Regions from separate parts of the Homo sapiens genome. Here region 2 is linked to region 1. A link is a contact called in ENCODE Hi-C or POLR2A ChIA-PET data. All regions are on one chromosome and are shown on one strand. Each heading gives the region's core, a stretch centred on a gene start or an enhancer-like site at or near the end of the contact. The rest is flanking DNA. Distances are from core to core; before and after follow the strand shown.

Region 1 (4,149 bases), core at 629-3,128:
CAAGCAAAGTAAGCATCTACACAAGCATTCCTGAACGTTTAACCATTAAAAAATTTATAAGCCTCTTAAAACCACCAAATTAAATAAACTATTTTTACCACGCCAACTCAAGGAAAAAAAAAAAACACGCAGAGTTGCGGGCTAATTCAGAATTCACTCCCCCCGCCCCCAACTTCCTGTTTATCCATACACCAGAAGGAAAAAAAAAAAAAGACAGATTTTTCTGCTTTTTCAATCCAAAATCAGTTCTCAATTTGTTAGAAGAAGAAAAGTGTTTTCTCCTTCCGTAGGAATTATTACTAGGAAAAGGTAGATTGTCATTTCAGCTGTCTTGAGGTTCCTCGATATGGAGGTAGATTCTCTAAGCTGAGATTTTTCTTAAAGCACTAACAGCCCTCAGTACTCTTCCACGTCAGTATATCATTCCAGGCACTAGTTCTTAAGAGTTTGCCTAAAGATAGTATCAGAGAGGACATACGTTTTGCAATGAAGGTTAACTGAGGTAGAAGGCAGAAATTACTAAGAAATGAGCTAGACTTTGGTCACCAAAGACCTTGTCCTGTTTATATATAATTCCATGAATGTTTACATGAATGTATCATCCCAAGCCCTATGTAATTAGATGCAATTCATTATATAATTAGATAAAATGTATGAAAGTAATATACTATTTGCATTATTATACAATTATATCTTATTATGCGTTATTTATAACTACACTAATTACTGTATAATTAGATATAACTTATGATAAAAGCATATATACATTAACGTCCTACTATGTGCCGCCTCCCTAGCACTATGCAAAGCCCTAGTAATAAGGCTGTGACAAGAGAGACCTGCCCAGCCCTCCTGGAGTTTATAGCTGACATTAAACTAATGACTTGGTAATAATGACTTGGTAATAATGACTTAATTTCAATTGTGTTAAGTGCTACAAAGGCGAACAACAGCAAATGTAAAAGAGGGGGACCTAACCTGGGGGTTCCAAAGGAAGGCTTCTCTGAGGAAATGGTATTTATTGAGTCCTTTTGAGTGTCTTTAATATCCTATGGATCCCTAGTTGTTTATATAGGGTTATGCAAAATAAATGTTAACAGAATGGATAGATTTCCATTTTTCCATGTAACTCTATATAGGCAATTTTATTCTGAGTCCTCTTGCCTTCCAGCCCCATCTTCAACTTTTGCCTGGAACACTCCTCTCCCCTTCCTCATCTGGAAAATGCTTACACATCTATAAAATCACATCTTCTATAAAAGCCTTCCATGAATGTGTCAGAGGGATCCGAGACTCCTTCTCTGTGCCCATCAAACCCTTAGCTACAATTGTCACAGCACATGCCACACTGTTTCCTTGCTCATTCATTCATCCATCCAATGAATATTTACCATTTACCTGTAATCGAGGAGCTTAGCTTTAAAATTGCATTTTAAAACTTTTTTTTTCTTTTCTTGCTCTCAGCATTAAAACGTACTTAAAAACTTTTTGTTTTCCTCCCTTCCTACCAGACACTCTCTTGAACTACTAGCTTATCTAATTAGGCACTTACTTAGAAGTTCCAGGAGCTAATTTTTAAACAAACCAGGTATGGAGACCCAGCTGTGAAATTGCAGAGATTACCTCAAAAGGGTTAGTCTACAACCCGGGCATTGCTGAAATGATGGCACGCTGTGCTTCAGGTGGACCGTGACTCAACACGGCCTCCGGAACTGAACACGCAGACCTTGCACCCAGCACCACTCCCACATGCTCCCACCCCTCCTCCACGTTCCCCTTTTTAAGCCCCTCTCCACAGCCTAAAGTTTGGAATGGTCTTTCAAAGACTTGAGCCTGGTCATTCCCCAAAAGCCAGAATTTAAATCCTTTTACCACACCTAGCTTCTCATGTTTTCTGCCTCCAAGCAGCCAGCAGCTGGGCTTGAGCCAGTTACATCCCTATTATTGGACAGGCCTGGTTCTCTGTATTTTTTAGGCAATGGGATTCAGCATTGGAAAAAATATACACAAAACTTTCATTTCTATATCCTGGAGCTGTCTCATGGAAGGCACTTAATAAATGTCTGATGAATGAATGAGGAAACATGTAAATCCTCCATGGTTGGCAGATTATAGCAACAGGGAACAGAGGGACGCTTTTTGGGTCTATGAGGGAAACTACTCTGTGTGATCCAATATAGTAATGAAGTTTATGGCAGGTTTCATAATTCATTCAGCTATCACAGAGTGGTACACAGAGTGTCCTGTTTTTGTTATTGTTTTGGATATGTTATTTTGTTCTTTGGGATCAATACTGCAGCAAACCCCTAAAACAGAAGCAACTATCAGAGTGAGGAAAGCTAAAAATATTCTCCAAAGACAGCATCATGTTCATGTTTATCCACTCCAATTAAAAACAACAATGTGGTTTTAAATGGCCTTGGTCAAATAAAATCATTAAGCTCATTTAAAGTATTTAATAGAAGTTCTAAAATTAAGTGCAGACATCCATCTTCCTGATTGCAAAACTTTTTGTGACTGAACATTCTGCTTGCTGTCTGCCAGGAAAACCCAGCCCAGCAGCCGAACGCTGTCATGGAGATGAGGGCCTCCCTCTCTTCAGAGGCTAGCAAAACAAAGGCAGATGAGAAAAATGGACAAAATTAGCCCTGAGGGACTGAGGGGGCTAGTGGAGTTTAAACTCTTAAAAGACTGCTTTAAATAGAAGGCTACCAATGTGACCTTCAGCAAGCATTTCCTCTGCGCCCTTGTGGAGAAGACACGCCATCACGGCTGTGCCAGGCCTCGCCCTGGGGCCTTCTGCAGGACAGGCTGGATTGTGGCCCCCAAAGGTTGGCTTAGGGATAGGAAGTTTCCACCCATCAAAGGCAAAATGTAGAGAGCAAGGACAAAGCTGCATCTGGGAACATGCCCATGTGTGGGTTCTGCCTGCTAACTGTCCCTTCTTGGGAAAGACTGACTGCCTTGTAAGCGCTTCCTTTTTTAATTTTTTGTCGCAGAGATGTCATTTCTTTTATGAAATGATCAAGACAATATGTTTTTTAAAAATATGCCCCTATCTGTTAGTTTTAAATTTGGTGGCCTATGAAACCCCCACTCTAGACCATAACACACCACTGCTTCAGACCTTCTGTCTAAGTGTGGCTGAAGCAGTGGGGTGTTTTTTTTAACAGGAAAAGGATTTGAATCCCAGCTCTAGCAAAGGCTAGCTGTGTGTCCTTGGCCACGTTCCTTAACTACTCGGACCCTCTGTTACCTCATCTATAAAATGTGGGTCACGGAGCCTACCTTGCAGAGCTGTTGTGAGAAATAAAAGCGCTATGGGTTAAAAAAAAAAAAAAAAAAAAAAAAGCCCAAATGCCTAGTGTACAGAAGGCACCCAACAAGGGTAGTTTTCTTCTTCCCTCTACTCCACACTTGGACGTACAAACACTGGAGACCTCTTACTCCACGTAAGCCAGCCCTAACAAGAAATCAGTGCCATTATTAGGTTCACTGCTTTTATGTCTGTATTTGACATGGTACTGGGTTCAAACTTGTGGATTTGCTTTCATTTTACAGATAGGCTAAGGCCCAGAGAAGTCAATGGACATAGCCAGAAGAAGTAGAAATGCTCCGAGAATCCAAGTGTTTGGTTTCTGACCTAAAATGCTTTCTCTCTATGACTCACACCGCTGGTTCCTCCTCAGCCATGAGATCCCACCTGACCCCCATCACATCAGGCCCCCTTGACCCCTGTGAAATAGAATACCCCTAAATTATTCTTTATTAGACCATTCTGTTTATTGTTTTCCAAATTTAAATTATCATCTGTCCCTTGTGTGAGACACTAAATTCCATGAGGAACTTTGTCATGTTCACTGTTGTATCTCTAGCACCCGGCATAGGGCCTGAAACTTAGTAGGTGTTCAACAAACATATGCTTAAGGATGAATGATTGGTGAATAAGGTTGTCAGAAGAGACTTGCCCATCAAACTAGGGAATAATAGAAGACGGTATGTAACCAAATGCAAGTTCTGGTAGGCTCTCCCTTTTGCAAGGTGACTTTGTCACTTCTCCCCTTAGGAGGTGAAGTTTATTTCTTCATCCATAGAATCCAAGCTTAGTCACGCAATTTGTTTGGCCAAGGGGATATTAGCAAATGTGAT
Region 2 (3,891 bases), core at 981-3,480, 120 kb before region 1:
AAGATAATTGAATAGGGTAAGATTTGAGGTGTTTTTTTTTTTTTTTTAGAGGGGGGAGGGATAGTATTTCCTTTTGATTTCAATGAGAAATGAGTTCCAAGACTTTAAAAGCAGCCATTAAACATCCTGAATTGAATAAAGCAACACAACCTGGTAAGGCCCTCAAGTCCACTGTGTGACTACAGTACTGAGAGCACGAAGACATACCTTTAGCACTGATGCTACGGAGATCTGTGATTTTCATTAAGATCTTTGGAAACATGTGAGGCTTGCTGGGTCGTCTTTTTCTGATATAAATTTTTAGTGCTTCCAGCAATGGTTCTTGTAGCTTATCTACTTTTGTCGGTTCCTCAAGGTCCTGGCGGTCTGGATACCAGGAATAAAGTATTAAACAAAATCAGGATTTATGCCCTTTTCCCCTCTTCCTTGTTTCCTTATTCCTACTGTTATGAGTTCATTAATTTGGTAATTCAATTACATACACAAATTTGCAGACTTATGCAGTTGCTTTAAGCAGTGATACTTGAAAAACAAAAAAAAACTGCCCCCCCTTGGTAGTATAAACATTTTGATGCCTGGTTGCTTTTGTCCCAGGGAAAGAATTACCTCCTTTGACCAGAAGGTGTCACTACCAAACTGAATTAAAACAAATCTTGAGCAGGATGGTTATTTTAGCATAAAATAAATCTGCTCCTTAATTAAAACCATTACTTTTTAACCACTTACGATTCAGCCTCCTATAGGCCAGTAGGGGTCACTACAAAGAAGAAAGCTAAATTTTATCCCAGTCCTGCAAGGGTTGGTGGGAGGGCCCAGCCAAATACTTGTATGCCTACCCACTAGATAACAAACAGCACATACAAGTCCCTTGTCATCATTCAAATGTCCCCAGACAATTCATTTTATAATAGTGTGATCCTGCCTTTAAGAAAAAAAATCTGTGGCAATTGGAGTAATAGCTTTTTGGGATTTCTTTCTGAGCAGAAGGATCCCAAATACCATTAGTTAATTTGTAACAACATGGAAAAATACAATGAAACCAGGCATGTATGCCTGGCTTTATTCACATGTTTTCCCATGTAAAACAACTCCAAAAGGGAAATGAGGAATTTTTCACAAATTACAAGTATAAACTGTTCTTCATGGAATTTCATGAGGCTTTTCTACATAGTTGGTACCTCCACAGATTAAGCAGATGGCACTGAGAAGGCCTGTTTCTGTGTCATCCATTTCCAAAGGCAGGAGCTGGTTGGCAAAGGTGAACACAAGGTCAGTCAGAGGACCAAATCCAGCATTGTGCATCTGAGTTCGATTTAGGGTAAGGCCGTCTGAGAAAGTCATGGTGTCTTGTTCTGGGGTATACCTGGTGCAAATTCTAAGAATCTGGAAGGAAAAAAAAATTGATGGATGTTCTAAGCCATCCTGTCCTGAAATCATCAATCAGATGTAAGCAGGAAATAACATGAAGATTTCCAAGGAGCTCTTGGGGCAGTCTGTCCCCCTTTCACATGTTGAATGTCTTCTTTAGCTCTTTCATTAAGAGACTACAGAAGTCAAAACCCAGGGGCTAAAGTTTTTTAGGAAACACTAAACAGGACATAAGAAATTTTGAGAAATATCTTTTTAAAAGTAATTCATTACTTGACTCAAATAAACATTTACTGAGTGCCTAATTATGTCCCAGGCACTGTGCCAGGTGCTGGAGATAAAAAAAAAAAAAGATGAATAAGATTCTATTTTTTAAGAGCTTACAGTCTGCAATAAATGACAATTTATTAAATGCATAGTATATATCAAGTTTTGTACATACCCTACATTCAATCTTTCAAACAGCTTGGTAAAGTGAATATTATTCTTATTTTACAAATGAAGGACTTAAGGCTCAGAAAGGTTAGGTGATGTGCCCAATGTCACATAGTTAACATGTAACTGAATCTGACTCAAACCCAAGTTAGGCTCTCTCTCCCATGATGCCTCTGATCACACGGTTACACAGGCAGCTGTAATACAAGGGACATGAGTGAAACCAGCAAGGTACTAGGGAGTTCAGAAAAAGGAAAGCTCAGAAATAGCCAGGAGGAAATCAAGGGCAGATCCATAAAGAGGTAGCATTTCAACCGAACCCTAAAGTGTAGGCAGGATTTCTACAGGCAAAAAGCCTGAGTCACTCTGCCAGAGTCTCCCAGTCCCACCCAGTGTATGCTTGACACATAACCCTGTTGGCCCCCTGGGGCGCTAGCTACTAAGGAGACTCTTGCTCACTGCCCTGTGCCTCTAGGCCTCACTCAGAGCAAAACAAACTAAAAATGCCTTGCTTCTGTAGATACTCAATCCTGGTTCATGTTTCCACTGCCCTATTAAGCCTAAATGCTGGTAAGGAGCTCCGTGCATTGCAGAGCACTTCCCCACCCAGAACCACATTTCTGCACCGACAATAAAGGGTCTCTGCTGACCAGGTTTCCATACTTGACTTTTCTCTCTGAAAAAGTTTCAGAGCTGCTTGAAGCACAGAGAGAAGTAAATCCCACCTGGACAAAAGTGAATAACTCAGGAGGTTGAAGAAGTTGAAAGTTTTTCCCAGATAATGGCATTCAATTTGACTGGGTATAGTCCTGTGAATGTCCACCTCAGTGTCAACCTACAGGAGGGCAGATGTGATCAGAAAGGCCTGCATTATTCCTGTTACACAGCCATGTGCAGAGAGGAGTGGCCTCTGAGGAAGACACAGGACCTCTACCTAGGAGGAGTAGTAAAGCCCTCTCCATCCTGCCCATATTCCCATCAGGTCTCCTAAAAGAAAAACTTCTGTCAAATCTCTCATCTTGTCAGGGAAACACTGGGGGTTTGGGACCAGGACACTTCCCATGGGGAAGACAGTCCTATCTGACTGGTGGTGGATCCACAAGAGCCTCAAACCCACTGGACCACATGAACCATGATGGGACAGTTGTACTGCAATGGTCACATGCTTTTGGGTTCTCTAAATCTCCAAGAAGGCAGTGACCTAGGAGCCAGCCTTCTCCCTACACAAAGGACTCCAGCGTGGATAAGGAGGAAGGCACCAGGACATCCTATAGAGTGAGGGTGCAGCAGCGCCTCTGTTGTATATATTTTTAAAAGTCTGACTTCAGTGTCTTATTGGTTAAAACTCCGAGAGGAAAACTGAATGAGTAAGCCCTCTTCATCCCTAACATACAGTAATAGCTAATGTTTTATTGATCACCTACCAGGTACCATACTAAACACTAGTATATTATTTCTCCTATCAACCCATGAATTGTTACTATTAGCTGGGGAAACAAATCTGAATAGCTTATGCTAGGTCACATAAGCTAGTAGAATGATTTGATTTCAGCTTTTTCTAGAACCCATGGTTTTAACCATTGCTCCACAGCTGCCTCATTTTCTCTCCACGCCAATAGTCAAACCTAGACACCTCTCTAAGGTTAGATAATCTTTAGCCCAGTACTGATTTCGATATCGGCCTTACTGGGCACTTTTGTGCAGCACATAACTGCATAACTATTCACGTTGGCCTGCCTGCTGTAGAGGGGTGCAGAGCTTGTGGCCTGGAAACAGAAACTTCGTTTTATATTGGGAGGGGTGGTAGAGAGATATCTAAATCAGGACATGTCCTCAAACTTCTTAATGTTCCTACTATATGATCAAGTGGCATAGTGAATTAGCAATTGATCATTAATGTGAGTAGTTCTCAAAACACTACCATGATCTCTCTTCATTTGATGGGTCGTTATTTTCACCTCCCAGATACTTGCCCAGGGGCCTTTCTGAGCTAGCCCAGCCATTTCCACTGGTTTCCCAACTGGTTGACCTGTTTCACTTCATCTTGGTAACTGATGGGGTATGAAGCCATTCCCAATGTCACAGCAG

Evidence for each region. Hi-C counts contacts between places; a loop is a spot of excess contacts on that map. ChIA-PET counts read pairs that join two places held with the same protein, here RNA polymerase II (POLR2A). Pooled maps may share reads with other maps.
Region 2: a map of sigmoid colon shows a loop between it and region 1 (2.9-fold over the local background). The contact joins two enhancer-like sites. A Hi-C loop is called at or near these places in 7 of 168 maps with a recorded cell type or tissue (Calu3, PC-9, cardiac septum and 4 more) and 10 of 50 pooled maps. POLR2A ChIA-PET finds 5 or more read pairs at or near these places in 2 of 52 experiments (BJ and endothelial cell of umbilical vein).

Annotation. Positions count from the first base shown.
Region 1 is chr3:25,467,575-25,471,723 of GRCh38, reverse strand. All of the region lies in intron 2 of RARB (retinoic acid receptor beta), which reads right to left. Among named protein-coding and RNA genes, the nearest start is that of RARB, 41 kb to the right of the region's middle. Within about 2 kb of position 1,878, at least 15 of the 41 ENCODE cell types and tissues checked have a DNase peak (open chromatin) inside an H3K27ac peak, as active enhancers do.
Region 2 is chr3:25,590,995-25,594,885 of GRCh38, reverse strand. RARB (retinoic acid receptor beta) reads right to left here. Exons shown (of 8, transcript NM_000965.5): 6 at 1,179-1,383; 7 at 208-366. Among named protein-coding and RNA genes, the nearest start is that of TOP2B, 72 kb to the left of the region's middle. Within about 2 kb of position 2,230, at least 12 of the 41 ENCODE cell types and tissues checked have a DNase peak (open chromatin) inside an H3K27ac peak, as active enhancers do.